Regions from separate parts of the Homo sapiens genome. Here region 1 is linked to region 2. Evidence: chromatin contacts called from ENCODE Hi-C or POLR2A ChIA-PET data. All regions are on one chromosome and are shown on one strand. The core of a region is the stretch at or near the end of the contact, and the rest is flanking DNA. Distances in the headings are between cores, read along the strand shown. Region 1 overlaps SLC39A11 (solute carrier family 39 member 11). Region 2 overlaps SOX9 (SRY-box transcription factor 9).

Region 1 (3,238 bases), core at 549-3,048, 530 kb before region 2:
TACTCTTTTCCCAAAAATATGACTCCTCCCTAGGAACTGAAATCCTACCTTTAGAGAGTTGTCGGTTTCTGCTCAAACGTGTTGTTTGTAAAATTTCAAATATGTTAAGGAGAATTAACAAATTAAACTGCCAATGGGCTAATGGCCATTAAATTAGTAGCTAAGAAGGCATAGCTTGGTTGTGCCTGTTTGGGGACTTTGTGTAAATAGGACTGTACAACACTTACTATTTTGTGTCTAGTTTTTCTCACTCAGAATTGTGTCTGTGACGTGGCTCCAGACTCACACAGAGGTATAAACCTTTCATTCTTATTGCCACACAGTATTCCATTGTGTGAATAGAACACAAGGAATAAAATGAGTTTATTTTACTCATTCTGTTGTAGAGGGGCACTTGCATGGTTTCCAGTTTATGACTATTATTGATAGCACTGCCATGAATAACAGCACTCCCAGGATGTGTGTGCCTGTCTTTCTTTCTCTCTTTCTCTTTCTTTCTCTCTTTCTTCTCTTTCTTCCCTCCTTCCTTCCTTCCTTTCTTTTCTTTTCCTTCCTTTCCTTCCTTTTTTTCTTTTTTCTTTCTCTCTCTCTCTTTCTTCTCTTTCTTCCCTCCTTCCTTTTCTTTTTCTTTTCCTTCTTTTCCTTCCTTTTTCTTTTCTTTTTTCTTTTTCTTTCTCTCTTTCTTCTCTTTCTTCTCTCCTTCCTTCCTTCCTTTTCTTTCCTTTTCCTTCCTTTCTTTCCTTTTTCTTTTCTTTTCTTTTTTCTTTTCTTTCTTTCTCTCTTTCTTTCTCTTTCTTCTCTTTCTTCCCTCCTTCCTTCCTTTTCTTTCTTTTCTTTTCCTTCCTTTCCTTCCTTTTTCTTTTTTTTCTTTTCTTTCTTTTTCTTTCTTTCTCTTTCTTTTTCTTTCTTCCCTCCTTCTTTCCTTTTCTTTCTTTTCTTTTCCTTCCCTTCCTTTTCTTTCTTTTCTCTCTCTCCCTCTCTCTTTCTTTCTTTCCTCTTTTCTTTCTTCCTTTCCTCTTTTCTTTCTTCCTTTCTTTTCTTTCTAAAAAAAGGCCTCATTCTGTTGGCCAGTCCAGGCTGGACTGCCATGGCTCCATCATAGTACTACAGCCTCAAACTCCTGGGCTCAGGCAGTCCTCCCACCCATCTCCTGAGTTGCTGGGATTACAGGCGCGAACCACTGCGCCCAGTTTAAGATGTGTCTTTTGATGGCTACAGAGGCACATTGCTCTCAGATGTGTGCCCCCACCACATTGTATGAGGCAGCCTCATACTTGGCTAGCCCATAGGATTGGTTTGCTTTGCTGGGACACTTAGCAGGTGAAGGTCTTCAGAGCATTCCTCTGGGAGTCAGTGATCCCATAGAAATGTGGGCGGTTTGTCTACACTTCTGCAGGGAGAAGTGCACAGTGGTGGCCTGAATCACCCTCAGCCACCACCCTGCCTTCCGGCTGACTTCCTTGGGCTCTTCCTCACCCCCTCGAAGGAAGGCAGCAGACTGTAAGGGAATGGATGGGTCATCTCATCTCGCCAGCCTGCACCAAGAAGTTTCCGAGAACTGCACCAAGAGGGTGGGGGAAGATCCCTTGCGTGCTAAGCCAGCTCCTCTGAGCAGGTAGGGCCGGGCAGCCCTGCGGGGAGTACCCAGCCCCTTCCCACCTGCAGGCTCATCAAACACCTCGACAGGCTGCCCTAGTGGGAAGCCGGTGATGTCATCTCCAGGCCTGAACAATCAGGCCTTTCACGGCAAGATGATAACAATCAAAACAGTATGTAAGGGCCTGCCACACAAGAACACACACGCTCATCGCACATGGGAGGATCTGAAAGCCGGGGTGAAGCAGGGCTTGTCAGGGATATGCCATTCTCCTTTCATAATCAACCGGCCAGGGAATATAGCCTGGAGAGCAAGGCTGCAGGTTGCCGTCCCTTCGCTTGCCAATTCTCAGAGAAACCCATGACTCTCTCCACTACCTCTCCTGAGAGCGTGCACCTCGAACCCCAGAACTACACCCCAGGCTGAGCAGCAATCTGCGCTCAAGCAGGAGTGTCCCACTGCACAACTCCAGGGGGCGCCATGGTCAGAGAACACAAGGTGAAAAGTACCCCTGGAATTGTGCAACAGTGAGCTTTGAGAGTGACCACTGGCTTTGGACTAAGGGAGCTGAGGCCTGGTGGTTCTCAAAGGTGGTTGCTCAGCCCCAAATCTGTCGTGCCATAGCTAAGTTCCCTAGAAGCCTGCACTCCACTGAGGCTAGAAATTCTCAAATGAGATGCGTGAGATCAGGTGTTCTCCACACTCAGTCTGAGCAGTTTTTGTCGTCCAGCTATTTGCTAAGGAAGCAAGCTCATCTAACATGTTTACTCAAGGTCAGTGGGTCTCAATCAGGGTTGGTCCCCTCCCCCTCCCCGGAGACATTTGGCCATGTCTGGAGACGTTTTGGTTGTCACAGCTGAGAGGTTGTTGCTGGCATCTAGCAGATAGGAGCCGAGGATGCTGGTAAGCATCCTACACTGCACAGAACCAGGCCCCCACAACAAGGAACTCACGGTGTGAAATGTCAGTAGTGGTGAGGTTGAGAAATCCCGCTGTGGATGGCACGTTCCACTCCATTAAACCCTGCAGGTCTCTGGCTCGAAACCCCCTGAGTCTGGCCTGCCCTCCCTGTTGACCAGAAGAGGCCAGAACCTCAGCTCACTAGCCAAGTGGGTGTCGGGCAGCGTCCGCCCCTATCTCCATATGGTTCGATGGGTCTGCATGAGGCCCAGAAAACCCGGTATGTGTACACAGTAGCAGTTAGGAGGCCCTGCTCTGTCACTTCCCAGCTCCACAACCTTCAGGGCCAGTTATTTAACTCCTTGAGCATCAATTTCTCCATCTGTAAAATGGGAATAATGGTGAAAGCTGCTCATGAGGTGGTTGAGGGGCAAGGCATGTTGTTACATGTAATATGCTTACAAGCACGCCCAGCACGTAGTAATACTCAATAAATAACAGCAGTGGTTATCGTCATTTTTATTCTAGCCGGAGGACCTCGGGCTGCCTCTGATGGGTGCGGTAATGAAAGACTTGAGCTGGTTTCAACCGCAGGCGGTTGCAGTGGGGTCTCCAGTGCTGTGCACAGCTCCTGGCACATGCTCTGTGCTGCTGCTGACACGAGCTGGAAGCATTTCCCAAGCTCAAGGCCTGAGACATTGAGGTTTGAGTGGAGATGGCTAATAAATGAATTTCAAGGGA
Region 2 (3,106 bases), core at 356-2,855:
ACTGTTGAGAACAGAAAGAAATGTATTCTGCTATCTTCTATGGCAGCCTCTAATGCTTCAGTTTACTGGCCAATAGGTGTGATCAGGGGCAGATCCAGCTTTTGTGTGGCATGAAGTTTATGGTTTTTTTTTTTTTTTTTTTGAGGCGAAGTTCTTTAAGAAAAAGAATTTAAATTTTAAAAATTCAAGAATAAGTCCAGAGCCTTAAAAGGAGCCTGTGCTTTTGAGAGGTGCTGAAGCTTGAGCTTTGTTTGCTTCATAGTAAATCCATCTCTGGCTGTAGTGATAGTTCATCGATTACTTTAATATAAACGTGCCACCATGCTGCCTCACAAACGTTCATTTTGGAAATCAGGGAAGGAAAGGGATGGGATGGAGCTGAAGTGGGAAAGTCAAACAGCTCCAGTGAATCCCCATGGCTCTAATTTAATAATAGAGCAAAAGACCGATTCTTAAATGAGTTTATTTTTATTCCCTTTTGCTAAAAATTTCAGTTTTGTTAAAATGGTTAGAAAAGAAAAGGTTTTATTTTAAGTGCAAACAAACAAATAACCCTGGATCTACATACAAACTCTTTCCGGTGTGGAGGACTCTCCTAGGTTTCCAGTCAATGTGTTGCTGTTGCCAGGGTGATAAGCTCTGTGCTTCTGGTGTTAGACTAAAAATTCCTCCAAAATATTTTATAATCTGGTGATATTGGGCTTTGACTAGATCTGATAGATATGGGGGTGAGCGGGATTCTGAGGAATTCTCTCCCAGCACTCCTGTGTCTCTTGCATTTTACTGTGTATCAGAGCCACTTGGGGAGCTTATGAAACTCTTTTTCCTGGCTATTACTCCCAGGAATTCTAATGCAGGGGGACTGCTGTACAGACCAGGAGACTCCAATGCAGTCAACTCCCAGATTGCTCTGGCTAAAATCTCCTCTATTAACAACCCTGCTCTATGTAGGAGGAATTATAAACATACTCAGCAAAAGGGGAAAGTGAGGCACGGGAAAGCAAAACAACTTGCTTCAGTTCCCTTCACAAGTTTATGTCCGAACAGAATATTTTGGCTTCAAGAAGTCCTGGCAAAGGCCACATACTGGGAAAAAGAGCATATTTCTGGAAGGGAGAACAGTCTAGCAAACATACAGATTTGCTAGGGAAGGGGGTAGTCGCAGTGGAATGGTGTGTGTTGATTTTAATAGACAAAGGGATTAGAACGAATAAGGTAGGCAAGAATTAGTGAACACCACAGAGACTTTTAAAAAGGACTTTGTGAGTGTTGGCAAGAGAAAAAAAAAATAGAGATTTTGTAAGAAGGGAGGGCCTCAGCGCATGGAAGGCTATGTCACAAACAAGGAACAGAATTTGATGTCTGAAGGGGTAGGGAAGGATTTGCACAGTCCCCCGCAGATCACAGGCCCTCAATCAATGTTTGTCGAAGGAATTTGCAAAGGAGGCCGAGTACTAATGTTGCCTCGATTTGATAACTACCATTTTCCTGGTTGCCATGTTCCTGGTGTGGGATGTCAGCCAGGAATCCAATAAGCAGAAACAGACAATGTGAGGTAATGCCAGAGAGGTTGGACTCTGGTTAAGACTGCCAGAGACACAGGCCCAGTAGTAAAACTAGCCTGAGAGGGTGAAGGTGACTGACTCTTTAGAGACACTTCTCCAATCATCTGGGGTGTGGGAGTGGGGATGGGGAGGTGTGCCCATGTGAGGGAAGGAGTGATTTCATCTATTTAATGAAAAATGACCTGAACGTTTCTCTGAACCTGGAAACTCCCCATCTAACTGGGGCCAAGGAAAACAGGATTAGGTCTTGTTTCTTCTACAATGGCTTTGCGTCTGCTTAGAATGAGTTAAACTGGAGGGAGCAGAAAAATCATCCCCTTTCATTGTCTCTACAGAGAAATCTGGAAGGCTCTGAATCATTTAATGGGTTAATACGACAGGCTTCTCTCTGGTTCCCTGTAGACACTGATTTTCTCTGGCTTCCTTTGCTTTTTAAGTGGATACTCCATTTCTTGGGTATGTGTTCATAGGAACGGAAAGTTTGCCATATTAAAACCAGATAAGCAAGTCACCCCTCTGGCATTCTGTCTACTGACAAGCTCCTGATTTCAGGTCTAATATTCCCTGTGACCTCCACAAGGGACAGCTTTTGCCCTGAAGCATGAGGTCATGAAAACCACAACAAACATTTTTGCCAGAGTGAGCAACTACTGACATGTAATTTTCTGTGTGATCTATTGGAGTGGCACTTTTCAAGATTTTTCTGCCTAGATTTTTGGAGATACAGTCTTTTCCTCAGCTTGTTTTCTAGGATTGCCAAAGGTGCTGATAAAAAACAAAAACATCACAGCAATCAGCACTCCACAATGTCTTTTGTGCTCAAATTTGCCAAATCATCCAACAGGAGAACTGGGTGAATAAATCCACAGGGCCACTTTCTTTTTAATGCAATGTATATTTATTGTAAACAATAATATACAAAAAAAAAAAAGAGAAAGAAAAAGGGAAAGGTAAGTTTCACGGAGAGAACAAAAGGTTTGGGGCTGGGAGGGAAACAAGTGAAACAAACAAAACACGAACACAAACCAAAGCTTTTACCTAAAGACAAAATATGATTTAAATGCCAGGTTTCTTAAGTTACAGAAGTATCTTTTTAAAAAGATCTGCTTTTATACAGAAATTGAAGGATGCCATATTATGAGTGCTTTAAGATTTTATTCTACTGACTTCTAAAACTGTTAATATATCTTTTTTTAAATAAAAAAAAAAGTTTGCTGTCTTTTTTAAAAAGCAATCCTCAAACTCTCTAGCCACAGCAGTAATTAAGATTAAGGTCTGTCAGTGGGCTGATCCCCTCCAGGTAGCCTCCCTCACTCCAAGAGAAGATGCAGAGAAATATGGATGACACATGCTTGCATTGTTTTTGTGTCAAAACACACACACACCCACACACACACACAATATAAGGCAGCCCAAAGGTCTGTGGCAGAAAACACTGCAAATGACTCAGTGATACACTACATTTGCAATCTCTCATTTATACAAAAAAAGAAACAAGTTTCCAGTTTGTTTTCAACAAAAACAACAAAGAAAAAAGGGAT

Evidence for each region. Hi-C counts contacts between places; a loop is a spot of excess contacts on that map. ChIA-PET counts read pairs that join two places held with the same protein, here RNA polymerase II (POLR2A). Pooled maps may share reads with other maps.
Region 1: a loop to region 2 is called in a map of Calu3, with 11 times the contacts of the local background. The contact joins two enhancer-like sites. A Hi-C loop is called at or near these places in 1 of 168 maps with a recorded cell type or tissue (Calu3) and 1 of 50 pooled maps. POLR2A ChIA-PET finds 5 or more read pairs at or near these places in 1 of 52 experiments (WTC11).

What each region holds. Positions count from the first base shown.
Region 1 is chr17:72,660,076-72,663,313 of GRCh38, reverse strand. All of the region lies in intron 7 of SLC39A11 (solute carrier family 39 member 11), which reads left to right. Among named protein-coding and RNA genes, the nearest start is that of LINC00511, 21 kb to the right of the region's middle. Within about 2 kb of position 1,798, at least 4 of the 41 ENCODE cell types and tissues checked have a DNase peak (open chromatin) inside an H3K27ac peak, as active enhancers do.
Region 2 is chr17:72,125,755-72,128,860 of GRCh38, reverse strand. It overlaps SOX9 (SRY-box transcription factor 9), which reads right to left. Exons shown (of 3, transcript NM_000346.4): 3 at 2,445-3,106. Among named protein-coding and RNA genes, the nearest start is that of SOX9, 6.3 kb to the right of the region's middle. Within about 2 kb of position 1,605, at least 12 of the 41 ENCODE cell types and tissues checked have a DNase peak (open chromatin) inside an H3K27ac peak, as active enhancers do.